2 separate regions of the Homo sapiens genome follow, and region 2 is linked to region 1. A link is an interaction called in ENCODE POLR2A ChIA-PET data of the cell type or tissue named here. Cell type or tissue: PC-9. All regions are shown on one strand. Each heading gives the region's core, and the rest is flanking DNA. Links, peaks and the distances in the headings are about the cores only.

The links. ChIA-PET counts read pairs that join two places held together with the same protein. Peaks named below come from ENCODE experiments on the same cell type or tissue, not always from the same donor. Only the 100,000 strongest peaks of a DNase experiment are listed, where the experiment ranks them.
Region 2: POLR2A ChIA-PET joins it to region 1 with 38 read pairs; 2 of 35 experiments call an interaction of 5 or more read pairs at or near these places.

What each region holds. Positions count from the first base shown.
Region 1 is chr9:109,189,999-109,205,235 of GRCh38, forward strand. EPB41L4B (erythrocyte membrane protein band 4.1 like 4B) reads right to left here. Exons shown (of 26, transcript NM_019114.5): 19 at 13,665-13,732; 20 at 10,238-10,336; 21 at 4,222-4,399; 22 at 2,280-2,357. It also overlaps the pseudogene RNU6-984P. Among named protein-coding and RNA genes, the nearest start is that of FRRS1L, 30 kb to the left of the region's middle. In PC-9, for the core only: a CTCF peak has its summit at 9,174; no DNase peak of the experiment used is centred there.
Region 2 is chr9:109,282,965-109,298,201 of GRCh38, forward strand. All of the region lies in intron 1 of EPB41L4B (erythrocyte membrane protein band 4.1 like 4B), which reads right to left. Among named protein-coding and RNA genes, the nearest start is that of EPB41L4B, 30 kb to the right of the region's middle. In PC-9, for the core only: no CTCF peak of the experiment used is centred there; a DNase peak (open chromatin) is centred at 7,227; H3K27ac peaks cover 1,204 bases.

The sequences.
Region 1 (15,237 bases), core at 3,336-11,335:
GACCCTGGCTCACTGCAACCTCCGCCTCCTGGGTTCAAATGATTCTCTTGCCTTAGCCTTCTGTGTAGCTGGGATTACAGGCACATACTACCACGCTCGGCTAGGTTACGCTGGTTCTGATAGTGTCTTGGTGGAACGTTGCTGAATGAAGGCAAGATCTCCAGTTCCCTGTTGGTCCAGCACTGGGCCTAGGGACCAGGATAGTGGTGGGGCCTCAGGAGTCTCATCCAGTAGGAGGCAGGGGGCTAGAGATAGGCTGTAAGCTTGGGAAATGACTACATGGAAAAAGTATTCACCAAGGAGGGGTAATTCACTGCCTGTGTGATGAGTAGCACATGGGAAGTTCTGACATTCATGCCCGTAAAGGGCTGCTTCCTCTTCAGCAGGAAATGCTGATGGGAAGGCCCAGAGAGAGCAGCCACAGGCAAAGGGCACAGGGCTGGTGGCAAAATAACCATAGCTCATCCAGGCTGAGTCTCCTAGACCAAGGTACCTGAGCACTTCCCTTCCTCATGCTCCACTCAGCAACTCTGAGGACCAAACCTGGGCTGACAGCTTGGAGATGGTCCCAGGGCTGTCCCACAGCCCAGACTGAGACCAGGGCATCTGACCCGCTTTGAGGGAGGGTACTGGCTAACAGGGAAAGACACAGACACATCCTGGATTGGGCCATCTGCCACTGGAATGGCAGCCCAGAGTCTAGGTTCTAGAACTGGCTTTGATACACACTTGCTATGTGACTTGGGACAAGTGTCTGCCCCTGTCTGGGCCTTGGTTTTCCCATCTATATGTGAAGGACTGGATGAGATGGTCCCAAGGCATTGTTCCACCTGATAGGCTGGGGCCAGTTAGTTGAGGAAGCCCTGGTCACAAGTCAGGCACGGGGGTCACCCTTGCCTCCCTCTACTTCTGGCTCCTTCCTCCCATGGATAAGGAAGCCCCTCTGCAGCCCTCATCAGCAGCATCCAGGACACTGACTTGCGGAGGCAGGCCTGGTCCCCTGAGATAGAGACCTGTCCATCACCCTACCAACAGGTAGGAGGGCTGCTGCTTGCATTTCTGATGCTGGGGGAAGCAGATGGAGGGAGGAGGACCAAAGGGAGAAGCAGATGGCTGGAGTCCCCTCTTCCCTTCTAGGACCCTTTGGCGCTCATGGAAATAGGATTCTGGAACAAAGTGAGGTCAAGGCCCATGGTACCAAGGAAAGCCCAAAATGGAGGAAGCTCTTGCCAAAAAGCTAGATGCCCAGGATACCTTCTCCCTGAGGCCTGCATACATGCACTCATGCCTCAAAGGATGCTTTATCCTGAGGACACACATTCACTGCAAACTTCAGCTGTGAAGTGGTGGCTGTGTCTCAGTGCAGTGCAAGGACCTCAGTTGTCCCATGCCTGAGCAGTGAAACAGGCCCATACCCATTTCATAGCTTAGTTGGAGATACCCTGAGATGTGAGCAGCGTGTCTTGGGGAGAGAGAATGAGCTTCCTATTACTGAAGGGGTGCAAGCAGAGGCTGGACAGTCATTTGGCAGGCATTGCCCCTCAGATCACGGCATCTCCAATTCCCTACCAGATGCTGCTTCCTTTCTCATCTCAGCCTGTTCAGTTCAAACAAAGAAAAGACCATTTAAATCTATAAGTAATTAAATCTACAAGCTGGACCTGCAACACAATGATCTCTAAGGGAATCTCATCACTCTTGTCAAAGCCACCATGTTTTTTTTTTGGAAATTGACCCTAATTCTCAGACCCACCAGGCCCTTTACTTGTTCCCTGAAAAGGGTTTCTCACCTGCAGGAGTCCCACAAGGGCTGCCATCCCTAAGGGGAGACCTGTATGCAGAGGATGGAAGATGGCAGGAGGTGCGAGGGGCCTGGAAAGCTGGGGTGTGGCCTTGAGCCAGTGCTTCAGACCAGATGGATCGTCGGAAGCAACAGCAAGAGATTCCCCACGGGTGGGCATGCAGGGCGCAGTCCAGGAAGCCAAGAAGCCGAGAACAAAACACCGAGGAGCCCTATAACACTCGAAGTGCAGTAGACAGGCATGGGCAGGACCCCCACAACTACCCTCGGAGCAAAGGAGCACCCCTTCCTCCCTCAAGGGCTCTAGAGGTGGAGGGACCCACAGTGCCTGACCCCTGGATGAAAGCTGATCCCTGAGCCTCCAGGACAAGAGGAAGAGGCTCCTCAACAGCAATGCCCACCTCTGTCCATCCGTCCCACTGCCAAGATGTTTCTATGGTCTGTGACTTTTCTGGTTTTAGCAAAATAGGAAGTTTACCAGAGGAGTGGCTTCTGTGAAATCCATCAGAAGATCACCCGGCTCCAGGGTAAAGGCACCTCCTCGGTCAGAGGGGCTCTAGGGAGACAGACAAACACCCCTGGTTAGAGACGGCACTGCATTGATGATAAAGTTCACCAGAAAAGACAGGCAGAGGTTCCCAGCCTCTCCTCTACACTGATCTCATTAGCAATGACAATCCCCTTGTATTTCCCTCACCAAGTAGTGTACAAAATGTTGAGACTTGAACCCCAATTTTTTCATAGGTAGAAGTAGGCATGGTGCAGAGAGCTGTCCCTTTCAGAGCTGCGGGCCGCTTTTCTTAAGTGCTCTTAGTGCTTTTCTACTGGTCTTTTGGGGAAAAAACACTTGAAAGAGTCCTCTGAATGTATAAAGAGAGAGCAAAGACCTTGTCCTAGATTAAGAGGATCAAATCCAGGGTCCTCCAGGAGCTAAACTGATCTGCACACTAAGAGCAATGATCTTCATGGCAGGTGATGGCATGTGGATTATGTTGCTTGCTTTTGGAAAATGTTTTGCCCTCCTGCTCTGGGGTCTTAGCTGCATGGATGGCCTCGAGGTCTTTTAAGGGAGAAAAAAGAAGTCCCATCAACGTGGTTCAAGCAAGGCCCCAAGGAGAGAGATGGCCAGGAGAGGGAGCCCTGTGGCCTTTGGTGGGATGCCACTTGCATCCCCTCCACGCCACCCCAACCCCCTTCTGTTTCGTAAATGTTTCGTTCAGCCTGGTTTTAACCACAGTGTGGGATATGTGATAGGAGCCTGGGTCCACACCTGAGACAAAGTTGTACAGGGGGCTCCACACAGTGGAGGATAATCCAGGCTGAGATGCCAATAGGTGGAGGTGATCTATAGAGAAGCAGAGAACCTCGATCTTGGCCAGTCGCTGGCTGAGCACTCCAGGCAGGTTTCTGTGCAGAACACTAAGCAGAGATATTTCCAGAGACACCCAGGGAAGGCACCAGGTGAAAGACTGGCCTTGGTAATGCAGGAGGTGGCCCTGGACCATTATTCTTCAGCTGTCACCAGGAATTGTGATCCCTGAAGCTGCAAAAGCCTCAGGCATCCAGTTTGCATGAGCACTTTAACCTCCACTGAACCTGACGCCAGCCAGGGCAAGATAGCAGATCTTATTCCCATTTTTAAGAGGAAGAAATTGAGGCTCGAAGAAATAAAGGTTTTGGAAGTGAGTGCTGTGGCTTATGAATGGAAGAGCTGGGAACAGCCTCTGAAGCTCCGGTCTTGCCTTCAGGGCACCTGCCTCCTGCACGCACCTTTTCTCTGTGTAGTCACATGAACCACTGCAACCTCTGACTTGAATCCACTTGGACAGCAATAGGTTCAATTGTATTTGGACCAATTGCCAAAGAGTAATCGTAGCTAGAGGTCTCTCAAAGAAAACCAAGAGAAACATCTTGTGTAAAGCCTTTGTCATAGCCCATTCACATCTCAGGCAATTTCCTGAAATTTCAAACCAGCAAATGGAATAATATTTCCTATTTTCAAACTACTAACACCGGCTATATGACATAAGGGAAGGGATGGGGACACTTCTATGTTTTTGCTCCTCCAAACTGTTCACTATGGTTGGGGGGGAATCATTTCTCTCTTTCTATCTTTACAGTGGACTAATAGCTTATTATAGAGATGAGATTCTAAATGAAAACTGCCCTCAAAAATCTCTTACATTGCAATTAAAGTACAATGAACCTGATTTTATATTTCACTCATTGTCTCACAAATGGTTGGCTTGTATTTTGGGGTCAAGTTATATAAAAACATGTTCTGGTTGTTGCTGTTGTTTTATGAGTATACACAATTGATTATGCAAAATTTAAATACATGCACCAGATGCTACTCAGTAAATTGATACTGAATTCCCAGCAAGTGTGGCTGCTCGCCAGGGCTTTCCACCCCCCAATACCTTGGCCCCAGGGGACAGCAGGCCTTTGCCTTCTGACTTGTGAGGCGAGCTGACATTCTGGACCTTGGGGGACGGCAGCGGCACGGAGACTTGTGTGGCGGCCGTTGTGGTGTTTGTGGTTGTAGATGTGGTCACTCCCACTGCCTCGGCCAGGTCTGGAGGGAGGTCGTCTTCATCACTGCGGTTACTAAAAGCACATGAAGCTCTGCTCATTACAATAATAAACAGGCTGTGAGGAGTGGACGGAGGATGGGCAGGGGTGGGAAGACCAGGGATGGGGATTGGGGGTTCCCAAACAGATGTCCACCAGATGTCCAGCTTGCAGGATCCAATACTCTGACTTTTTTGCCAAAACAAATTGGGGTGAATTTTCTGTCATTTGCCAGGGTGTTGTTTTGTTTTGTTGGTAAAATATATACAATATAATATTTATCATTTTAACTGCTTATAAATATACAATTCAGTGGCATTAAATGCATTCACAATATTGTGCAACCATTGCCACTATCTGTCCCCAAAACTTTTTCATCAGTGACAACAGAAACTCTGTATTGATATTGAACGATAACTCCCCAAGCCCCTCCCTGCAGCCTCTGGTAACATCAATTCCACTTTCTGTCCCAATGAATTTGCCTATTCTAGGAACGTCACATAAGTGGAATCACACACTCTATGTTCCTCTGTGTCTGGCTTATTTTAGTCACCATAATATTTTTAAGGTCCATCCACATTGTAGCATACATCAAAATTTCATTTATTTTTATAATATAAAAATTCCATTATATGGATATACCACATTCTGTTTATCCATTCATCTGTTGATGGACACTTGGCTTGTTCCCACTCTTTTGGCTATTATAAATCATGCTGCCATGAACATGGGTGTACAAACATCTGTCTGACTCTCTGCTTTAAGGGTGGTGCTGGGGACTCCAGGCACATTGTCCCTAAGGATCTGCCATGTAGAGCTTCTGGAGCCACCCTTGCATAGGGGTTGTGATTTAGAATGATGGCTGAGCTCAAGAGTGTAGATACAAGACCCATGACAGGTAGGCACCAGTGCAGCCTGTGCAGATCACTGGTAAGGCCTCAGCCCAGCACGGGGCCACGTGGGAACATGAGGCCGTGAGACAAAGCTGCAGTGCGGATGGGATTGACTGAGGGGTCCCTGAGAGGTTTTAGATTATTCTGTGTATGGAGAAGCCTCAAGGGAAGGACTTAGGGCTCATTACTAAAAAGGGGGAAAGGTGAGAATTGAATAAGTACATGGAAAAATTAATAATACACCAAGTATTTGGATCCACATAGATGACATAGGTCAGATGGGTTACACGTTCATTCACCCACTTAATTTTCACACCGACCCTATTACCATCTCCATTTTTCAGAGAATCAGATGATATTTAGCAGCTGATTGTGAAATTATTTGTTCAAGTTCGCAAAGCTAGTTAAGTGGAGGAGCGGGGTTAAAATTTCTTTTTACCTCATTTAAAAAATTATCACCTCAATAGCATAGTTATTATTATTTAGTTTTATATAAAAGGCCATTTAAAAACCATAGCTCATTTTTCACAGAAGGGAGTCAACTGACACTGCCTAAAATTGAAAAAGACTCCAAATTCATCATGGTTTTTATCTTTTGTCTTAGTTTAGATCTTATGGCCAAGAAGCATATCTAAAATTCAGCAAGTCTTCCAATTTTACCTGTTTCTAAGGTAAATTCATGATAAAGTCATAAAACAACAGTTTCATAAGTAAAATTTTACATACAGAATGATTTTTTGCTTTGAAGTTGTTTCTATTTTAACAATATATAAGCATAGAAACTTGTCTAATGTAACAGTCGTCAACTATGAACCCTGGTTATTTTTGATTCTGGGAAATTGGCTACTTTTCTCTTCTGTCTTGCCTATTTACTTTTTTTTCTTTTCTTTAAATATTTTAATTAACTTATAAATATTTTATTATTTAATTAAAAATTTAAAATATGAAACGCTTCACAAATTTGCATGTCCACCTTGCGCAGGGGGACCATGCTAATCTTCTCTGTATGAGTCCAATTTTAGTATATGTGATGCCAAAGTGAGCACTATTGAATTTTTTTTAGACTTTTACACTATGTTTAAATAAACAGTGAAGTTATATTTCTGGAAAAAAATAAAATAGCTCATGATTTTCTAAACATACTAGCTGGTATCAATAAAAAATGACACTTTTGGCTGGGCACAGAGGCTAATGCCTGTAATCCCGGCACTCTGGGGGGCCAAGGCAGGCGATTGCTTGAGCACAGGAGTCCGAGACCAGCCTGGGCAACATGGTCTGGTCTTGTCTCTACAAAAAATACAAAAATTAGCCAGATGTGGTGGCACACACCTGTAGTCTCAGCTTCTCAGAAGGCTGAGGTGGGAGGATCACCTGAGCTGAATCACCTGAGGCTGCAGTGGGCTGTGATCGACCACTGCACTCCAGCTTGGGCAACAGAGTGAGGCCTTGTCTCCGAAAAAAAAAAAAAAAAAAAAGACCTTTTCGCCTGCCTTAAACTCTCTGTAGAGACCCTCTACTTCTCCATTCTCACTGCATGTAGCAGCCACATTTTCCCTCCTTGTCATATTTCCAGGAAATAATGTGGCTGAGATTTTTGTCTGTATCTTTAAAAGCAGTGGTTTGAAGACTTGTTCACAGCACCTGAATGTTACAATGCTTTTGGTGGAGCAACCTAAAATCTGACTACACCTTATTCCAGCCTAGGAACTAGAAATATTACAACAGCCAAAAGGGCGATGTGTGCACACAAATCTGTATCTCAAAAATGATGATGTAAAAAATATTTTCCAGAAAATCAGAGATCTGAGTTTTCCCATTTATATTCCTTGATCACGTGCCAACTTTATCAATATCAAAGAGTTAAAGAGATGGGCAAAGGCCAGGTGTGGTGGCTCATGCCTGTAATCCCAGCACTTTGGGAGGCTGAAGCGGGCGGATCACCTGAGGTCAGGAGTTCGAGACCAACCTGGCCAACATGGGGAAACCCTGTCTCTACTAAAAACACAAAAATTAGCTGGGCGTGGTGGCACACGCCTGTAATCCCAGCTACTCGGCAGGCTGAGGCAGGAGAATCACTTGAACCTAGGGGGCGGAGGCTGCAGTGAGCTAAGACTGAGCCATTGCACTCCAGCCTGGGTGACAGAGTGAGACTCCACCTCAAAAAAATAAAATAATAATAATAATAAAAAGATGGGCAAATGAGCGGTAGCCAGCGTCAAGGATTCGAGAACTCTTTATGGGACAATAACACTGGGAAAATCTCATCCATGGATGTTGCTATTTTCTACTAATGGGGAAAATGCTGCTATTGTTTGATTTTCAAAGCAGAATACTTTGGGGCAGCTTAAGAAATACACATGTAAAGTTCAAGGTTTGAAAAAGAGTGTCCTTAAAAGAGCCAGTTTGATTAGCCGGGCATGGTGTCATGTGCCTGTAGTCCCAGCTACTTGGGAGGCTGAGGCCGGAGAATCGCTTGAACCCAGGAGGCGAAGGTTGCAGTGAGCCGAGATTGTGCCACTGCACTCCAGCCTGGGCGACAGAGTGAGACTCTGTATCAAAAAAAAAAAAAAACAAAAAAAAGAGTGAGTTTGGTGAGTTAGTGAAATTTCCTTTCCTTCCAGGTTATATATCAGCCAGTCATTGTTTCAAACATGATTACATCTCTCAAATGAGTGATAGTAACATTTTGAGTTTCAAAATGTAAAAGGAATGGCAAGTTCTGCCAGTCTTATCCTCGAGGGAAGCAAACTGTCATGGCTTAATTGTCCCCCAGAGATCATTAGGACTGTTAATTATTTGAACTTTACTCGTTTTGGCTTTCCTAGGAAATGCAGCTGACCAGAAGTTTCTATGAAGGATATGAGGTGGGATATATCTCCCTTAATATCCCCCATACATGCCTCTTTTCCTTTTCACAGGTACAAATGGCAGACCTGAGATGGCTGTTAGAGAATTGCATCCAGAATCCCGTGTCCTGTCCTACATTTTGCACTCTGGGTACCCCCTAAACTCCATCTTTCCTCAGAAGCTTCCAGGTCCTAGAGAAGAAAGAAAGGGGACCTCATCCTATGGCCAGGGTATTGGGGCTTTACCCACATTCTCTCATGTTAAGCCCCACAAAACTCCTCAGAGGCAGGTATTATCTCATCCATTTTACAGAGGAAGGAAGAGAGGATCAAACAGTCACTTTTCCAAGAGCTTACAGCTGTAAACTAGCCAGGGGCCTGACAGAAGCCTTTCCAACTCCAAAGCCCCCATCCTTTTCATTCGTCCAGAGATCCCCCTGCAGTTACTCTCTGACCAATGACACATCTGGGCACAGTACCCATGCCATAGCTAAGGTCAAGAAATGGGAACTACAAGCCGGGCACGGTGGCTCATGCCTGTAATCCTAGCACTTTGGGAGGCCAAGGTGGGGTGGATCACTTGAGGTCAGGAGTTCGAAACCAGCCTGGCCAACATGGTGAAACCCTGTCTCTACTAAAAATACAAAAAAATTAGCTGGGTGTGGTGGCGGGCACCTGTAATCCCAACTACTTGGGAGGCTGAGACAGGAGAATTGCTTGAATCCGGGAGGTGGAGATTGCAGTGAGCTAAGATTGTGCCACTGCACTCCAGCCTGGGTGACAGAGTGACAGAGTGACAGAGCAAGGCTCTGTCTCAAAAAAAAAAAAAAAAAGGGAAATACCATTGTGATCAGTACTACAACTATTACTAGTACTCACCACCCTGATTACAGCAATTATCTTTCTGCTTTGGATTATAATTATTTGTGACTCTTGTCTTTCCCTCCAGTAAAGTGTGAGTCTTTGGATGGGAATTGTCAAAGTCACTTTACTATTCCCTAACGATGCCTAGAACAGTCAGGTGCACATGTGCCCTGGTGATTCTGGGACATTTTGGGAAATGGCTCCTCCTACAGGTGTCAAAGCTCAGTGATTAGCTTTGGTTCTGTTGACAGACGGGGCTGCCTTTTCATGGATATGCCGTGGAAAGCAGCTTCTGATGTGGGTTGCAATGATCCCCGTCCTAGTATTCATGCCCCTGTGTAATCTCTCCCCTTGAGTGTGGGCTGGACATAGGGATTTGCTTCTCATGAACAGAATATGGCAAAAGTGATGGGGGCCAGGTGCGGTGGCTCACACCTGCAGTCCCAGCACTTTGGGAGGTCGAGGCAGGCAGATTACTTGAGGTCAGGAGTTCTAGACCAGCCTGGCCAACATGGTGAAACCCCGTCTCTACCAAAAATACAAAAATCAGCCAGGCTTATTGGCTTATACCTGTAATCCCAACTACTTGGGAGGCTGAGGCAGGGGAATTGCTTGAACCTGGGAGGCGGATTGCAGTGAGCCAAGATCACACCACTGCACTCCAGCCTGAGCGACAGAGCAAGACTTTGTCTCAAAAAGAAAAAAAGTGATGGGATGTCAGTTCTGTGCGTAGGTTACAAAAGACTGTGCCTTTGCCTTGCTGTCACTCTCTCTGGCTCTTCTTATGTGCTTTCTCTGATGGAGAAGGCTGGAGAGACCTATGTGACTACAGGCTGAGGGCATCCTCTGTCCAAGAGTCCTTGAGGACCTGATCCCTGTCAGCAACCGTAAAAACAAGCCTGCAGATGAGACCGCAGCCCTGACACCTTGAATGCAGCCTTGTAAGAGCCCCGGATACAGAAGACCCAGCTAAGCCATGCCCCGACCCCCACTCCACAGGAACTGTGAGGTGATAAAGGTGGATTGTTCTAAGACACTAAGTTTGGGAGTAATTTATTACACAGTAGTCAATAATGAATCCTTATGCTAACTATGTAAGGTTTTCAGGGAGAAAGGGCTAGTCTCATTATTACCTAAATTGGAAATAAATGGAATTTGGGGGCTGCTCCCTGGGACTAGTCAGAAGGGCTAAGAAGCATTTGTATCTAAACAATTAGTCATCATAGTTGTTTTAATTGAAAAAGTTGCAGTACAGAACTCACAAACTATACTGTCTTGTTAACTTCCTCACTCGGGGAGGCTTGATTTCCGGCTTTTCCACAGCTGGCTGGGCAGTTTCCACACGAATAGGAATAGGACTTCTAGAGACACACCGAAAAACAGAACAATACCATCAAAAAAGGTTTATGGTCTCGTTTTAGCCATAGGGACTGCTTTCTCAGTTAATGTACACCTTAATAACATTGATAGTCAAGAAATCCATTTTTTTTGCCTTTCTACCGTACTTAGTTCATAATTATAATTATATTTTAAAACCATAGAAAATCCAAACAGTAAGAAAAAAATCATAGGGAAGAAAATATAGCAAATGGGGCAACTAAACATAATTGAGGTACAAAATAAAATTTCTCTGCTCCGTAACAGCCACCCCTGCCCCCCAATATGAGGGGTGAACCAGAATGAGGGTTTGGCTCATAACCAGGTTTTGCCAGTAAAATGAAGAGAAACCTATGGATAACCTGTTTTTAATTCCAAGTAATCTGGTAGCTATTCTATTTTAAACATAGCACAGACTATATTTTTTTTTTAAAAAAAGATAAGAACCATACTATACTTTGTGTGAAAAATGCATAATCAGAAGACCTTTAGGACTTGCTGTAACACATTTTAATTCCATGTATGTGTGAAAATGCTAAAAATTAAGCGTCACTTTTATCTTTACTCAAGAATTTATTTCAGGTAACCAATGGACCCTACTCAAAATAGTAATTTTAAGGAAAATTTTTAATGCATTTTTGTAGTGGTCATGACTAATTTCATTTTTAAAAAATCAGTTCATTACCTCCTAGGACCAACAAGGCATCAAAACAAGTTGAGGTCCTTGAAAGGGACACCTGGCAAGTCAACTGACACTTTTGGGTCAGTGCTCAATATGGTGATAAGTATGTGGCCGGGGCCTAACAAATGCATGTTGAGGCCGGGTGCAGTGGCTCACGCCTGTAATCCCAGCACTTTAGGAGGCTGAGGTGGGCAGATGACTTGAGGTCAGGAGTTTGAGACCAGCCTGGGCAACATGATAATACCCGTTTCTACAAAAAAATACAAAATTAGCCAGGTATGGTGGCGCATGTTTGTAGTCCCAGCTACTCAAGAGGCTGAGGTGGGAGGATCACCTGAGCCCAGGAGGTCGAGGCTGCAATGAGCAATGATTATGCTACTCCACTGCAGCCTGGGTGCTGGAGTGAGACCCTGTCTCAAAAAAAAAAAAAAAAGAAAAAAAAAGTATGTTGAATAAACACATGAATGAGAAAATAGAGGATTTGAGTCAATGCATTCTATACTCATGGTTTCCTCAAGCTGCGACTCCACAGTAAAGGGAACATGGTCCCTGAAGAACGTATAGTCTATTGAGGGAGCACATGAATTTGCTTGGGTGGAACGGTCAGCATCGGGGAAAGCTACGTGGAGGAGTTTCCTCTTTCCAGATGGAGCGAAGACCACAAAGATGAGAGGCAGAGTGGAGACCTGGCTGAACGCAGGGCACTAGAACTACCATCCGGTGAGGTCTCAGTGGAAGAGCAGAGGGTTTTAACTGGAGGGAAAGTCGAGGCCGGGTCATATGGGGCCTCAGGCTGAGGAGTCTACACTGAAGGCAATGGACCTCAACTCTCTAAAGGTTTTAGGCAAAGGAGTGGCATAGTCAGATTTACATTACAGAAAGGTCCTTAGAACAATGAAGAGGACCAGGTGAAAGGGAGGACAGAAGCATCTTAGAGGACTGTGGGCAGCAGTAGGCCCGGAAGACAATGAGGGCTCAAGGTATAGACAAGAGGAAAAGAGGATGGATGTGGAAGGTAAAATGAAAGTCAAATTGCCAGGACTTGGTGACCAATTAGATGAGGGAATAAGGTAGGAGAAAAGCAAGGACTCCCAGGTTTCAGGCCTGGGTGAGGGGTAGGTAATAATACCATTGACTAAGAATGGAATCCAGGTGAAGGTTAGTGGGGTGGAGTGGGAAGAGATGAATTAAGTTTTTGAAAAGCCCTGGAGGCAGCTGGGTATGTATCTCAGGAGTAAGACAAATTTATACCAAGCACACAGATTGGGAATCATAAGGTGATACAGAGAAATGTTAGCTTTGATTTTTGGCATCGAGTATAATAGTTCCCCAGAGCAGTGGTTCTAGATCACCTAGGTGCCCGCTAACATGATGATTCTTGTCTCTACTGGCACCCACCAAACACCCACCACACACATTCACACAAAGGATCCAAAAGGTCTGGAGTAGGACCCAGGAGTTTGTGTTTTTAAGAAGAGACTCTGATGCAGTGGTCCTTGGACCCATTTTGGGAAACTACCCTAAGGAGACCCTGCTGGTGTTAGTAAACCACCAGGTGGCAATGAGGCCACCACCACCATGCCAAGAAGGAAAGAGTTCCTGTTCTCTGTGAGATCAGGGGAGGAAGGACTTCCTCTGGGTTTGGGGTGGTGGTGGCCTGGAAGCTTTAAAGAACATGTGTAGGGGATGGGAGGAGAGTGGATGATGAGAAATTACTTAATGGGCACAATGTACATTATTTGAGTGATGGATATTCTAAAAGCCCTGACTTCACTACCGTGCAATCTATGCACAGATCCAAGTTACACTTGTACCCCATAAATTTATACAAAGAAAAAGTAGGCTAGGTGTGGTGGCTCACACCTGTAATCTCAGCACTTTGGGAGGCCGGGGTGGGTGGATCACTTAAGTCAGGAGTTCAAGACCAGCCTGGCCAACATAGTGAAGCCCTGTCTCTACTACAATTACAAAAATTAGCTGGCACAGTGGCGTGCACCTGTAATCCCAGTTACTCAGGAGGCTGAGGCACAAGAATTGCTTGAATCTGGGAGGCAGATGTTGCAGTGAGCCGAGATCGCACCACTGCACTCCAGCCTGGGCAACAGAGGAAGACTCTGTCTTAAAAAATAATAATTAAATAAATACATTTTTAAAAGGAACATATGTGGCTCCAGCACTAACAAGAAGCTCAGCAGGCAGGGCACATCAATGGGCCAAGGGAAGCTGGCCCAAGTCCAAGCTGGAGTTGTGAGCAGAGGCCAGGTCTTGAAGGGCCTGGCCTCCTGCACTCTGTTAAGGAGTTGGGATTCCATTCTGAGTGTAAACAGAGCCTTTAAAGGGCTTTAAGCAGGGGGATGGCAATGTGAAGCCCACTTGCTTGAGTGACAACCCCAAGTGATTGATTTCTTTGTTAATGCAGCAGGCAGAGATATTAAAACTGAGAATAAGCAACATTTTTGAGGCTTGCGGAAAGTTAGTTAAGCCAGTCTTTTTCCATCTCTTTGGGCTCCTATTCTCTGTTTTATTTGTCCTCTGATTTTATCAGCTAATGCCCTCGTGAGCAATGTTTCAAGGATAATGTTGATGATACAGAGAATATCATTTCCCCATTCAGACAAGGAGCAACAGACCTTACACTAGCGTCCTGAAGACTGGATTTCTTATTGATATTTACAAACGGTGATTCCTCCTTTCCACCCTGTTAAAGAAAGCATTCAGGTTAGTCAAAACTGAATATGTTGGCATGCAAAAAATGTTTTCAAGTCTCTTACATTCAAAAGATTATAGAAATTGGCAAGTGGACCAAAGAGGTAGTTCACCAAGTACTCAATCAATAGAGAATCTTGCACTGGTGTTTATATATGTTAACAAAAAATGTTTTCTTGAGTAATAGGATTAAGACAATCATTCAGATGCAATCAATTCTTGCATTCATGCTTTTATTGAACACCTGCTACGTGCCAGCTCATGCTTGAATTAGAAAGGGATAGTGTGGGAAAAGCCAAACCCGCAGTTTAATCCTTCACCTCACAGTTTGGGTCAGGAATAATAATCAGCTCTATGTTCACATAGCACTTACAGTTTACAAAGGAATTTGGAATCTGTCCTTTCACATCAGCATAACAACCATAACAGCCTGGCAGGAATCACGTCATATGATTTTGAGAGAAACCTTGTCCTCCTCCCTCTGATGAGTCCCACAAAGAATAGTGGGGGAAGAAGAGACACCCACTCAGCCAGCCAGGCCAGCTGACCACACACTAGTGGTCAATAGAACATGCAGAGGCCTGCAGCCCTCACGACCATCACAACATACAGAGCTTGGCCTCTGTTCTAAATACATATTGAGCAAAGATTTCAAGCCTGCTGGCTTGGAGGACATGGCATTATTAGCCTGTCAAGATTGCCCACATATAGATCCAGTCTTACATCCTAATCAAAGCCTTTTTAATTTTTGTTTTTGATTTCTTTATTTCTTGAGAGAGGGTCTGTTCTGTTGCCCAGGCTGGAGTGCAGCAGCACGATCATGGCTCACTGCGGCCTTGACTTCCTGGGCTCAATCAATCCTCCTGCCTCAACCTCCAGATTAGCTGGGACTACAGGCTCAAACCACAACACGCAGCTAATTTGTTTCATATTTTTTTTGTAGAGACGAGGTTTTGCCATGTTGCCCAGGCTGGTCTTGAACTCCTGGGCTCAAGCGATCTGCCCACCTTGGCCTCCCAAAATTCTGGGATTACAGGCATGAGCCACCACACCCAGCCAAAGCCTTTTTTAGAGTTAGCAACAGATAGTACCATTGGTCTGTTTGACTTCTGCTTCCTTTCCTTATACTCTCACTATGCACTGATGCCAATAGGGGATTAACATTTAAACCCCTAGCAGTATACTTGGCTGTGCATCAACCTCCTCTCCCTCCATCACAACCCCTCAAAACCCTCTAAACCATGGATTCCCAAAGCATGCTTCTGTGTTCCTATGAATTTCAGTTCTACAGATAACAGTAGGAGCTACTTATGGCCAGTTAGGTGTGAAAGAAAGTAAAACAGGCTTCTTTCCTGCAGGACTTTTCAGAGACTATAAGAAGCTGATGTGTACTGGGACTGTCCCATGGGATTTCATGTGCAGCATTTCCAGAATTATCAGGGAGAATCCTGTGGGGCTTGTGTTCCTTATAACATCTTGGGAAACGCTAATGTCAAA
Region 2 (15,237 bases), core at 3,776-11,775, 93 kb after region 1:
AGCCACCGCGCCCGGCCAAATGATTCCATTTCTTTCTTCAACAAGCAGAATATAGGGAAGAGAAGAGATAGAGGGGATACCTACAGATTAAAAGAGATTTAAAATACACTTTTTTCTTAAAGGCAAAATGAAAATGCAACGTCTACAGATGCACACTTGGGTGACAAAACTGGAGAAGAACAAGGAAGCAGCCACAATAAAGTCAGGGTAATTGTTGATCTTCTGGCAAGGTTACACTAAGGGCTTCTGGGCGGTGGGCAGGGTTCTCCCCTGACTTGTGTAGTGTTACCAGGATGTCTGCCTTCTTGTAACCCAGTAAACTGGGTACCTTTGTTTTCTTTGTGCAGCTGTATTTGTGTGACACACATAGCAGCAGTAACACAAAGTAAAAACAAAGAATGAAAACTGCATCATGGGATTACAGCCTTCAGGCTCTTTCCTTCCTCGACATACTCCTCTGAAGGCAACAGGTCAACAGAAGCAGAAGGCAGGATATGCAACTGGAGAAAGGAGGCTGGAGGGATGAGACGGCCTCATCTCTCCACCACAGGGACGCAGAACCACGATACATCAACACTCCAGAATACTGTTCAGCCATTATACAAGATAATTACGAAGATGAGATAAAAAACAAGGAAAATTTTAATGACAATGTTAGGTAAACAGACTTTAAAGGAATAAGCAAGCTGTGATTGCAACTAAATAAAAATACATATGTGTTATGTACATAGACTGCTTGATAAAAACAGGAAATTTGCTAAAATGAAAATAGTTGTACAGATGCTCCTTATGACGGGATTACATCTCAATAAACCTATTATAAGTTGTAAATGCACTTAAGGCCAGGCATGGTGGCTCATGCCTCTAATTCCAGTACTTTGGGAGGCTTAGGCTGGAGGATTGCTTGAGGCCAGGAGTTCGAGATCAGCCTGGGCAACATAGCAAGACCCCATCTCTACAAAAAAGTAAAAAAAAAAAAAAAAATTAGTTGGGCATGGTGGCATGCATCTGTAGTCCTAGCTACTCAGGAGGCTGAGGCAGAAGGATCACTTGAAGTTCAAGGTTGCAATAAGCTGCATTGTACCTCTAGCCTGGGTGACAGAGTGACACCTTGACTTAAAAAAAAAGAAAAGAAAAAACGCACTTAATACACCTAACCTACTGAACATCACAGCTTAACCTAGCCTACCTTAAACGTGCTCAGCAAAAATCATTGAACGCAAAGCCTATTGTATGATAAAGTATTGAATATCTCAGGTAATTTATTGAATAATGTACTGAAAGTGAACAACAGAATGCTTGCATGGGTACCCAAAGTACGGTTTTCACTGAATGCATTATTACTTTCACACCATCATAAAGCCACAGAATCCTTAGTCAAACCACTGTAAATTGGAAACCATCTATATTAGGATGAAGCATAGAGAAACCGCGGATGGCTTTGTTCCCAAGTTTTTTGTTTGTTTTAGACAGGGTCTTGCTCTGTCGCCCAGGCTGGAGTGCAGTGGCAGCATCATAGTTCACTGTAGCCTTGAACTCCTGGGCTCAAAGGATCCCCCTGCCTCAGCCTCCCCAGTAGCTAGGATTACGGGCACACCCCACCACACTGGGCTAATTTTAAAATATTTTGTAGAGGCGGGGTCTTGCTATGTTGCCCATGGTGGTCTTAAACTCTGGGCTCAAGTGATCCACCTCAGCTTCCCAAAGCACTGAGATCGGAGGCGTGAGCCCCCACGCCTGGCTTCTCCCCAAGTTTTAACAGTGATCTTCTGGCAGTTGTCAGAGACCAAATACAATTTCTTAAAAATCACCATTCTGGTACTTTTCCTTCTTGACCTTAACAACCCACCCTTTGGATATTTTTTTCCCTATTACTATCCATTGCCACTGGCTCTACACAATACCTATTATCATGGCTCAAGTGTTTCATTAGAGAATCTGCTAGTGGGACAGAACTAGTTAAGTAACACTTTTAGCAGCAGGATGTGGCAGAAAAATTGGGCCAGGAGGAAGCAAGAAACCTGTGCTCTAGTCCCAGATGCACCACCAACTGCGACCTTAAGCAATTCACAATTTCCCCAAATCCATATCGCCAACCCAGACTTATCCTGCAGCAGCAAATCTGCCATGGTGCCCTGAATACACAGGGCCACCAAAACTCAAATGGCCCCAAATCCAACCCATTCCCCACCTGGGTCTGTTTTGGTTCTGGGCTGACCATCCCATCACACAGAGTATTAACTGAACCATCACAGCTCTACTTACGTAAAATGAAGAGGGTTAGCCTAAGTTTCTGTCTAGGTCATTCCAAATCTCACTTTTCTGATGTTTCTAAAATGGCTCTTAGTGTAGAAGGGGCTCGAGGTGGAGGTTGGGAAAGGGATCTTTCAAGGGATGGCAGGTCCCTCCTGCCATGCTAGATGCTCACTGAGCTGGCTCGGAGGTGGAAGACAGCAGGGGCTGGGGGATAGGTATCATCTTTACTCAACTCTGATGCTTTTTTAAATATATCTGTAACTGCCCCTCCCATATGTCCCCCAAGTATGTTCTTTGTTTGCTACCTTCTGCTGGAAGAGAGAATTCCCAACAGCCCTTTCCAGCTTCAAGAATAATCTGGTTAAATTATGAGGGCTGGAATGGAGGGATCCTCCAAACAGGGGTCCCCAGTGGGTTACCAGGTAGAATGAAGACAAGGTGATCAAGGTCACTGCCCTTGAAACCACCATCTCTCACTCTTCCCAGCCTGCAGTGTCCCCTCTCAAAACTAAGAAAGCTCCAGGTAACTTACTTTGCCTGCACCGCCAGCCTGGACACCCCACCCGGGGCAACCCCTACAAATCTGAGATGACACAAACTGTCATTTCAGGCTTAGCCCAAACATTCCGTCTTTCAGGAGCCTCCCCAACTCTACTCCTGCCCCCGGAGAAGTAAGTGCTCCCTCCTCAGCATTCCCGTAAGCAGGTGTGTGCCTTAAGTATATACATACTCATCACACTGTACTGCAGCTGCCTGTGCTCCTGTGTCAGAATCCTACTTCTGACTGAGAGCACTCCCTCCCTGAGGACAGGGACCAGCTGTGTTCATCTGAGTACCCACATCTCTGTCCCTCCATCCCCAAAGCACAGTGCCTGGCTGGCACACAGCAGGCGCTCCATAAATGACTATTATATGCAGGGGAGGGTAGGTGGGTGGGTGGGTGGGTGGATGGATGGATGGATGGATGGATGGGTGGATGGATGGATGGATGGATGGATGGGTGGATGGATGGGTAGATGGATGGATGTGAATGGAAGGATAGATAGCAGCAGGAGGTGGGTAAGATCTGGGGCCAAGAAAGAGATGTTCTGGATGAGCCATGCTACAACACTGACAACAGACTGGTGGTGCTCTACCAGCAGAAGGCCTAAAAAAGAGGATACACTCATTAAAATCTTTTCAAATTCAGTATTCCATGAACAAGCACCTAGGGAACTGTGTGCACTGCCAAAGCTGTTTACCTAAGCATAATTTTGTTGCCATTATGCGACGCGTTGTCTAGTGGTTATAACAGAAGACGAGTTACTGTGACGAGCCTGGAAAGCCATTTCTTGTTGCCTTATCGTTACCCAGGTCTCCCTCTCTGTGACGAATTCATCCACTCATTTAACAAATATTTGCCAATTGCTCATCAAGTCCCAACCACCACTCTGGGTGTTGCAGACACAACTCACGTTACTCCCTCACTATGGGAAGCCCTATAGGAACTAAAGGAAGTTCTCACTGAACAAGTACTTCTTGAGGGGCCAAGTCATCCAAAACAGGGTTGAAACGCAAACCCAGAGGTTGCAACACCATTTCCCTCCCTGCCTTCTTAAGCAGAATGTACTGAATGTGACAGCTAAGTTGGGATCCCCGTTCTGAAATGCAATAATGCTCCATCTCCTTCCAGACTTGTATGGTGAGCTGTTCCCAAACACAGTAGACTCCAGAGAGCTCCTACCTTTGAGTTCTTGCATCAATGTTTTCTAGTTTTTCTGCCAACACATTAACTTTTCCCAAAGACCAACAACTGGTGTTTTTGAGTCAGTCTATGTCTCTGTAGCAGCTCCTTCTGATGACATGAGCTAAAAATAACCCAGCTCATTAAAATCATGTGTAAAATAAGAGTACATAGTTGCCAGTGAAAGACTGGGGCAGGCAGGCAGCCAGCAGGACAAGGGATGGACATTGGGATATCTTTGCTGGCCAGCCTGAGATTCTCATTTTGCTTATTCACTGGTTCCTAGCTGTGCTCCTGATAAGGGAGACTGCTGGACAGCTGATGTCTTAACTGCCCCCCAAAATAAATGAACTATCCTGACCTTCTTAGGTAAGATGCTGCTGACAATGTCTGACTGCAACCTGACCCAAGTGCAACATTAACAGGTCAGATCTGGTCCCGGAAGAACAAAGAAGATAGAAACCAACCCATCAAATCTCATTAGTCTCAATAGCATAAGATGCCAGCCATCCCAGGCAGGTTTGAAAGGAGGAAATAAGCTGTATGTGAGCGTGCCAGTCAGATGTATACATCCTACTTGTGAAGTGAATTGCAAAAGCACGGTGCCTATGCAGTCAAAGTGATCTCAGGAACCATCTCCTTGAGGGTAAACGTGGCTCCCCTTTATCTACCTGCCCCACATCCATCAGATGATGTGTCTTTCTTTTTTGAGACAGGGTCTTTACTGTTACCCCGGGTGGATTACAGTGGTGTCATCATGGCTAACACCAGCCTTGATCTCCTGGGCTCAAGCGATCCTCCCACCTCAGCCTCCCGAGTAGCTGAGACCACAGGTGTACTCCACTATGGGGTCCCACTATGTTGCCTAGGCTGATCTTAAACTCCTGGGCTTAAGTGATCCTTCTACCTCAGCCTCCCAAAGTGCTGGGATTACAGGTGTGAGCCACCAATCCTGGCTGGCAAGTCTTTCTGTGGCCAGCTTCGGGAAGGCCTCTTCCCTTCCATCTCCATTACAGCTCAAGTCATGTCACTTTGTACCTGGACTACAGCAACAGGCCCCTAAGTGGTCCCATGCTACAGTTTGAATAACGGCGTCCCTCCAAATTCATACATTGAAAACTAATATCCAGTGTGATGGTACTAAGAAGTGGGGCCTTCAGGCCCCGTCACTAGGGCTCTGCCCTCAGGAATGGGACTAGTGCCTTTATGAAAGACATTGAAGCCAGCAGCCTTGCCTCTGCTGCTGCGAGAGGATGCAGCAACAGGGTGCCATCCACAAGTACCTCACCAGTCACTGAATCTACTGGCTCTGTGATCTTGGATATCCAGGCCCCAGAACCGTAAGAAAAAGTTTCTGGGCCAGGCATGATGGCTCACGTCTATAATCCCAATAGTTTGGGAGGCCAAGGCAGGAGGTTCGCTTGAGTCCAGGAGTTCCAGACCAACCTGGGCAAGACAGGGAAACCCCATCTATACAGACAATAAAAAAAACTAGGGCTAGGCACAGTGGCTCACGTCTGTAATCCCAGCACTTTGGGAGGCCGAGGCGGGCGGATCACAAGGTCAGGAGATCAAGACCATCCTGGCTAACACGGTGAAACCCTGTTTCTACTAAACAAAATACAAAAAATTAGCTGGGCGTTGTGGCGGGCACCTGTAGTCCCAGCTACTCGGGAGGCTGAGGCAGGAGAATGGAGTGAACCCAAAAGGCGGAGCTTGCAGTGAGCCGAGATCGTGCCACTGCACTCCAGCCTTGGTGACAGAGCGAGACTCCGTCTCAAAAAAAAAAAAAAAAAAAAAAAAAAAAAAAAGCTGGGTGTGGTGGTATATGCCTGTAGTCCCAACTACTCAAGAGGCTGAGGTGGGAGGATCACTTGAGCCCAGGAGGTTGAGGCTGCAGTCAGCTGTTCATGCCACTGCACTCTAGCCTGGATAACACAGCAAGACCTTGTCAAAAAAAAGGAAAGGAAAGGAAGGAAAAAGAAAGGAAAGAAAGTTTCTGTTGTTTATAATTTACCCAATCTAAGGTATTTAGTCACGGTAGCCCAGAAGGACTAAGACACCCACCCCCTAGTGGGTCCCTCCTGACACCCACCTTTCCTGTGTTTGCCAGAATGGTCTTTCCGTAAACACAGCCCTTGTCTTAGTCACTTCTCTGCTCAAAAAACATCCACCAGAGAATAAAGTGCAGGTTCCTCAGCCTGGTGTCAGGGACTCTGCACCCATCAACCCTGCCTAACCTAATTCAAGTTTTATCCCTCCCAGGACCCTACATGTACCCTAGGCTCCGGTCAAACTACAAAGCGTGTTGTTCTCCAAATACAAGGCCCACCCCACCATACACAGCAGGCCCCGCCTCTCAGGCTTGGCTCGTGTCCTTCCTTTGCCTAGGATGCCCTTCTCCCGCACCCCCATTCCTTTCTCCACCTGCAGCAAGCCAGTTTCCAGGGCCAATTTCAAGTAACACTCTTCATTATTCAGCTTCCTTGTTGGCAGCACCCTGCCCTATTCATATTTGCTTCTCTGCCAGCTGACATTCTGAGGCTCAATAAACATAAACACTAATGTGGATTAAGGAGAATCCTCAGTTCCTACAACAGTCTTCAAACAACTCACTTTTCAGAAGCCTGATCTGCCTGGTCCAAATCCACTGGAATTCTCTGTAGCTGGCCAGGACCTGGATGCAGAACCCTGTTACTCCTGTCATCCCTTCCAGACCCCTCGTCTGTCCTAACGCACACTAGGACATTGACGTTTTGGAAGCCATATCCCACTATGGCCTATCCTTGTGGCTAACAAAATGCTATGCCTTTTATATACAAAATGCTAACAAGTCCTAGGTTAGAAAACAACCAAAATAGTTGTAGTGATGGTTTCTAACCCCAAGTGCAGGCTTTGCATTTGTTCCAACTAAATTGCATCCTATTTAAATTGGCCTATGATCTATCCTATTAAGAACATTACAAGTCTCAGTTTGTTATTCCACTTATCAGTGATTGATACCTGTTTTACGGCACGTGGGAAATCTGCTAAGCAGGTCTGACGTGGGGAGTGGTGGTGCTGGGGTATCTTTCTGTTCTTCGACAGTACCTAACGGCACCTGTCCGATGGTAACTTCAAACCCAGGCATGACTGCACACAGTTGTACCACATGGGGCTGTGCCCTGGGACTCTGTGAGGCAGAAATGGTGGGTTGGAAACTAGTTCTACCACTTCTCTAGCAATATGACCATGGCCTTAGGCACCTCCAAGTTTTGGAGTACTCTCATCTGCCCTGTCACCCTTGCTAAATCATGCTAATAATGAAAAAGCAAGATAGCAAATGAGCATACACTGCGCCCTGTGGTGTTCTACACAAAGGAATTATTGTGACTTTCATCGAAACCTATTTCTCCCACTTGTCCACAGGAATAACATGGTGTGCTCTTTGTCAGATGCTTAATAAAAATAGAGGTATGTGAAGTTTAGTAATTTCACTGAAAGAAAAATTGAGGTTAGTCTGGTTTGGGGACTTTTGTAAACCCATGTTCATCCCTAGAGATCAATTCCTTCTTTTCCCAGTCCTTAAACACCCCTAGTTTAAATTGCTATCCCAGAGCTCCACCTGGGATCAGCAGTTGGCTTCCCAGCCAGCAGTTCCCAGAAGGCACCAACCTCAAGGCCTGTTTCAGCTATTTCTAGGAAGTGCTGATTTCATGATTAGTTACCAGCTCTGCTCTCCCCTCAATAACTTGCCACTTTCTATGAGCCTTGGCAGGAAACTAGCCATATATATATATATATATACACACACACACATACATATATATACCTCACACACACACACACACACACACACACCCCCCACCAAGTGGCCCAGGAATTCCCATTGCCAACACTGCTAAGCCGTCACAAACAAATATAAACTGTTTACTCTTGGACATCATAAATACGAATATCTGAAATTACCAAATAAGTTACCTTAACATTTCATCATGAGTAAGAAATACCATCTCAGCCATCAGCAAGATTTGGTGACTCAAAACTAGAACACGATGATGCAAAGACCATGCAGAAGTGTCCATGGTCTACTGGACTTATGGCCAGGCTGTCCAGCTTATAAATTTCACCTCCCAGTTGAAGGGTGCCTCAATGTCACAAAGGTTCTATGACCCCATTTCGCAGATGAGACTGAGCCTCAGGGAAATTACATCATCAGTTCATACCGCTTATAAGTAGCAGAACTATAATAGGGGCCCAGCCTTCCTGATTTTTAGGACAGAGTTCTTTCTATCTCATCCCACTACCTCTCTAGCCATCTCATTCACCTTTTTAGCTCCAAGCACATACAATATGCCTTGCAAACAAGAAATATTTCTTAAGCCCAATTTAACACATAAATACTGAAAGCCTACTCCACGCATGGTCTTGGCTAGGGTTGGGATACAAGGCCACACACAGTCCAACAAACAGATCTCACGGTGGGGAGGCAATTCCCAATTCCCACTTAGTCTGAAGGGCAGGAAAGCTGTAGCACAGGGAAAGCAGATTATTTGCTCACAAACTAACACAGAGGCCAAGACGCTGTAGTGAGAAGGGACGTCAACAGTCTAGGCGGCTCCTGGAAATTCAATTCTGGTAAAACAGAGCACATGTTATTGATTTCCTGACTTGCCAGGCTAACAATCTCTTAGAAATCAGAGGAAGCAACAAAACAACTGTCCTTAATTTTGATCAACAAGGAAGTAAGAACAATCTTAGAAGAAAGTGACTGCCTGTCATCTTGGTGTGCGAGTCCGTGGAAGGAGGCATTGATGATCAGTTCCACGGATGACCAGGGCCCTCCTCACTCCATGGGCAAGGGGCTTCCAATGTGCTGTAGATGGCCCAGACAGGCAGATTCTAGGCTCAACTGTTCCACCACAGAACCATAGTCGCACTGGCTTCGACTCACGGAGGGATCAATTTAAAACACTGAGACTTTGTGTTGCATTACTGATCAGCTATTGATCAGCCTCTGTTCCAGGCCAATAAACTGTCCTTAGGCCATGCTGTATTTAGATCTCTGCAGAGATTCAAAGCGCTCATTTCTTCCTTTAACAGCATCTCCTTCACAGGGCTGCTATGAGGACTGTGTGACCCCACTGGTCACATTCCTATGAACCCTCTTTCAATCAACACAGAACGCCTAACATCTGCTAGGGACCTCAATTCCTGTCTACCTATAGGTCTGTCCAAACATGTCTAACACCAGTGATTCAATAGTGTACGAATGGGTTTCCCATTTATTCCTCAAGATGCTCACTAAAGCCAAGGATACCTGAAGCTACTTGATTCTGGCTGCCCTGAGACTTGGTTTCACCCATCACTTTTTCTGGTCACAATACTAGCAGACACACTGGCTAATATACTATCCCTACTGACAGGGACATTAACAAAATATCAGGCAGCCTCCCTAACACAAAGGTCCACTGGACAAACTTCTTTTAAAGTTTGTATTGGGAGCCTCCCACTGTTGCCATTATCATCAGGCAAGGCAAGTCATGTAAACTGTCACAGTGCACTTGCCCAATTGAGTCCATTCAAATCCCTCATGAATGGGAATGGGAGGCAGGAGATACCCTGAATGACCTCTAAGGCAGGTGCCTCCCATCCCAGTGGCTTCCATCTTACACCAAAAGACAAGCAAGTACATGGGGACTTAAAAAGTACCAGGTAGCCAAATACCTAAGGTGTCAGTTTCAGTATTATTCTTTTAAACTGTGGAGCTTACAAACATGGCTGCAATTCTCTGATACTCTTATCAAGAGAGGGGGTCTCTGTCCTTTTCCCTTGAATCTGGAAGAGCCTGTCAGTGCATCAACCCAATCAAATATGGTGTTAATGATGTTCTGCGATTTCCAAGGCTAGGTGACAGTTCTCCTAGGAAGCTTGCTCTAGAAGAGCCAGCTACCATGTGAAACGTCTAACTACCCTGAGACTGCCACGTTTAAGAGGCCACAAGCACGTGTGCCAGTCAACCATCCCAGGTGAGCTCAGCCTTCCAGCAATCCCTTCCAAGGTACCAGATATGTGAGTGCAGCCATTTTGGACACTCCACACGAGCCCACCTTCCAACTGACCCCTTGGTCAATGCCATGAGGAGCAGAAGCATCTCCCAGCTGTGAGCCCTGCTCAAATTCTTGACCAACAGAACCCATCATGACAAATGTGGTTGTTTTACAGCACTAAGCACTGGGGGAGTGTGTTATGCAACAAAAGATTACCAGAATGAAAACCATATATATACACAGATACAGTGTGTATGCATGGTATTGTATGCGTACATAAAAGATTTTGTATTTATGATGTTTTTCATAATTTAAAAAATGTTTCTTCTTAGGACATCCCCACAGCATGACGTTAACTTAGGTTTCATTTGCTTGAAGACAAGGAAGCAGAATAAACATATGCATTCTTTTTTTTTTTTTTTTCCTTGAGACGGAGTTTCACTCTTGTTGCCAGGGCTGGAGTGCAATGGCATGATCTCAGGTCACTGCAACCTCTGCCTTCTGGGTTCAAGTGATTCCCCTGCCTCAGCCTCCTGAGTAGCTGGTATTACAGGCACCCGCCACCACGCTCGGCTAATTTTTTGTATTTTTAGTAGAGATGGGGTTTCTTCATGTCAGCCAGGCTGGTCTCCAACTCCTGACCTCAGGTGATCTACCTGTCTTGGCCTCCTAAAGTGCTGAGATTACAGGGGTGAGCCACCATGCCTGGACAACATACACATTCTTAAAAAAAAAAAAAAAAAAAAAACATAAACTAAAAACTGTTTTTTGAAGGGCACTAACTCTGTTTAGGAGAAAGATGTTAACGATATTGGACTCTCTGAGGCTGCCTTACGCTACATCACCAACTCCATATTAGAACTCAATAAACCACATTGAAAAGAGGAGAAGGGGATGTACAGATAAAAAGAACTTAAGAGACATATCTACTAGATGCAATGTGTGGTCTGTAGTAGCTTCTGGTTAAACAAACCAACTATAAAAGGTTTTTAAGATAATTGCACTAAACCCATCAAGGACTTTGTATCAGGTGACATTAAGAAATCATTGTTGGCCGGGTGTGGTGGCTCACGCCTGTAATCCCAGCACTTTGGGAGGCTGAGTCAGGCAGATCACGAGGTCAGGAGATCGAGACCATCCTGGCTAACACAGTGAAACCCCATTTCTACGAAAATACAAAAAAATTAGCAGGCGTGGTGGTGGGCACCTGTAGTCCCAGCTACTCGGGAGGCTGAGGCAGGAGAATGGCGTGAACTCAGGAGGTGAAGCTTGCAGTGAGCCGAGATCACGCCACTGCACTCCAGCCTGGGCGAGAGAGAGTGAGACTCCGTCTCAAAAAAAAAAAAAAAAAAATCATTGTTAGGCCAGATATGATGGCTCATGCCTATAATCCCAGCACTTTGGGAGGCCGAGGTAGGTGGAATGCTTGAGCCCAGGAGTTTGAGACCAGCCTGGGAAACAGTGAGACCTGATCTCTACTAAAAATAAGAATTTAGCCAAGAGCAGTTCCACATGCCGGTAGTCTCAGCTACTCAGGAGGCTGAGGTAGGAGGAAGATTGAGGATTGCTTGAGACCAGGAGGTTGAAGTTGCAGTGAGCCATGATCACATCACTGCATTCCAGCCTGGGCAACAGAGACCCCGTACCCCCTCAAAAAAAATAATAATTGTTCGTTTTGTGGAGTATAATGATATTGTGGCTGTGTGTGTGTGTGTGTGTGTGTGTGTGTGTGTGTATAAGTATTTATTAGTGAATATTTAAGTATTAACAGGTTAAACAATAAGTTGCCTGGGACTTGCTTTAAAATATTTCAGAATCATAAGTGGGTGTTGTGTACATGAGAGTTTCACCACACTTTCTCGATATTTTGTATATTTTTAAATCTCCATAATAAACACTTAAAACAAAATCTTGTAACGTGCAAAGGAGTTGGGGATTGGAGGGTGTCAGCACAGTGTGGGCTGAGCCCTGACTTGGAGACTCCAGGTCACTGGGTGAAGAGTCTGACATCCACGGTGACGAGGAAAGTGTTGCGAGATGCAGACAGAAAAAATTACTCCAAACCATTAACAATTAATCTCTTCCACACTGTGAAAACAAAACACAATACACAAGAGTCCTGGCACCCAACTCAGCACCCACCTATGGACGTTGAGTCACATTTTGTCCCCATGCCCCAGTGCTTGGTGCACCTTATAAAGGGGATGCACTCCTGGACTTTGTGCCTAACTTCACAGACACCACGTCCTTTTACAGCAAGAAACGAAGTATATGCAGCAATGAAAGCTAAGTTCTTAGCTTTGAACATCAAAGCTAACTTTCTACCCAAGCTAATTTTATGTAAACAATATTTTTATCCCTTAGAAGATTGCTGAGGGATACAGGATTGATTTTTGACTTTGAACTAAAGCACCATAATCCACAACCCAGCAGAATAAGAACATCACGATATGGAACAAGACAAGCTCCTCAGTGGACATACTTGGATGGCCACCCTGCCCAGGACTCAGTATTACAGGCACAAGAACATAGGAATGTTCTAGAAATCTGCACATTCAAGTCCTTCATTTTATGGATGGAAAAAGTGAGGCAAGAGGCAGGTCACACAGCCAGGCAGTCACTGCAAAACCAGAATGAAAAGCAAACCTTCTGACCCTGAGACCAATACAATTTTCCTTCTTGGGACTATGTTCAGGCGACTGTATTATGGACATTATCTGAACAGGAAAAGAAAAGGCAAGGCTCGCATTTCTGCTACTGAAAGGTTAAGAACCAAATATGCAACACCAAAAAAAACCCCCAGACAGCTCAGTGTTATAAACTCCTTGGCCATAAAAAAGTGGTTTAGGTAATTCTTTTTTTCTGTTTTTTTTTCTTTTTTGTGGCAAATCAGGAAAAAAACCCACAACCACCTACTACTACAGGAGAAAGAAAAAGAAAATGAAACAAATTTGTGCCTCACTAAACAGTAACATGCAATTAAAATGATGGATGTCTCTGTGCCAGAGGTTGAATTTGAAACAAGCTGCTGGAAGAAGGGCAGCCCTGAAAATAAATTGCCAAATTACTTTTTGCAGCCAGATTGCAGATTCCCCCTCCATGCAATTCTGAAAGCAAATAACTCCACATAAATAAATATGCAACAAATTCCCAGGAAATCTAGCCAAGAAACGTGAACAGAAAGGACTAACTTTGGGTGGATGACTGCCCCTACCCATCCTTGCAACTTAGGAATGTGAGAACATTTGAAAAGTAAGGCATGTCAATGCTATCTCGCACATGACGCTTCCTGAAACTTCCAAGTCCTGTAGTGACTGTTCCCCCATAAGCCATGAAGCTTCCATAGCCCTGAAATCATAGTTTTGGAATCTCATAATACACCTTATGATGCAGTGCACTGAAGACATGGACTCGGGAGTCAGCAGGTGAGAGTTTGAATCCTAACTCTATTACTCAGCTCAGGCTAAGTTTGATGTCCAGTAAATTTCTTACCTAGCAAGGATGTTAAAAGGATTATATGAAATGATGATGAATTTAACAGGGTTTGGCCTGGGTTCACCTATGGGACGGGCCTGGGGATGAAGGTAGCCTCATTTTAGGTGGCATGCCTATTTACAGAAGAGGGAGGTGAGGCCAGGTGCAGTGGCTCACATCTGTAATCCCAGCACTTTGGGAGGCAGAGGCAGGAGGATCACTTGAGGCCAGGAATTCAAGATTGGCATGGGCAACACAGCCAGACCTCCATCTCTACACAAAATTTTAAAAATTATCTGGCATGGTGGCACATATCTGTAGCCCCAGTCACTGGGGAGTATGAAGTGGGAAGACTGAGTTTGAGCCCAGGAGTTTGAGGCTGCAGTAAGCTATGATCACACCACTGCAGAACGAGGCCATGTCTCAAAAAAAAAAAAAAAAAAATGAGGGAGGTGAGCTCATGATGGCTAAGAGACAGGGTAGTGTTATGGGCTGAACTGTATCACACCCCCCACCCCAAATTAATATGTTAAAGTCCTAACCCCGGTACCTTGGAATGTGATTGTGTTTGGAGACAGGGCTTTTAAAGAGGTAACTAAGCTGAAGTGAAGTTGTTAGAATGACCCTAATCCAATCTGATTGGATGACAATTGGTGTCATTATAAAAAGAAGAGATCGGGACACACAGACACCAGGGACACATACGCAGGGGAAAGACCACATGAAGGCAGAGGGAGAAGAGGCAGCTGGGGGGGTGGGGGGGGATCTGCCAGCCAAGGAGAGAGGCTTCAGAGGAAACCAACCCTGCCGTACCACGATCTTGGATTCCAGCCTCCAGAATGGTGAGAAAATAAATTGCTTGCTGTTGTTTAAGGCACCCAGTCTGGGGTACTTTGTTACAGCAGTCCTAGCAAACTAACAAGAGACAAGAACACAGGCTTCAAGTTAGAGGGCAGGTTTGAAGCTGGGCTCCACTACTTACAACCAGCATGACCCCAACAAAGCCCCTTCACCTTTCTGAGCTTGTTTTCTGTCTGTGAACGGAGGTGATAGCACGCATTTCCCACCGAGTGATTTGAGGATGAAATGAGAACCAGTGCAGATGCGTCATGTGGCACAGTCACGGCTGTCCACCGGCAAAGCCAGGGCCTCTGCCCAGGACCTCTGACTCTAAGCCCCAGGACCTCCCACAGCATCCCTGCGGCAATCAGAGGCCTCGCTGCGTGGCAGCCCCTGGATGCTTTGCACGGTACTCCCCTGGACTGAAACTGATGGTGAGAGCTGTCCCTAATAGCCTGGATGCTTCTTGGGCCAAGGCACAGTCTTGAACCCCAAGCTCCTTGGGTCCCACTCATGCCTGGTATTCTGTACATAAGAAGCAGAACTTTAGAGCTATGTACTTGGCTCTGCGTGTAAGATTTTCAAAAAGGTCAATGAGTGGAAAAGCACATGAACTTTTTTCCTTTAACCCTGTCTATGGTGAGCTTGGCTGTTAGGGTCATAAAACTATAACTAAGGCATCACTATCCATTCATCTGATGGAGGAGTATACAAATAAAGTTGTCTTTTTATAGATAGCCTTTTTTCTTCTGGGTGAGTCAGTAGTCTTAAGAAAAAAAAAAGTCACTGCCTCTTGCAGGAAGAAGGCAGAGAATGACACGTTCAGCTGGAGAAAAGAAAGGTGTGATGCTGACAGCCTCTCCTTAGGCTTGGATTTATACAGATTATCAAGATTATTTCCCTGAGGTCTGTGGT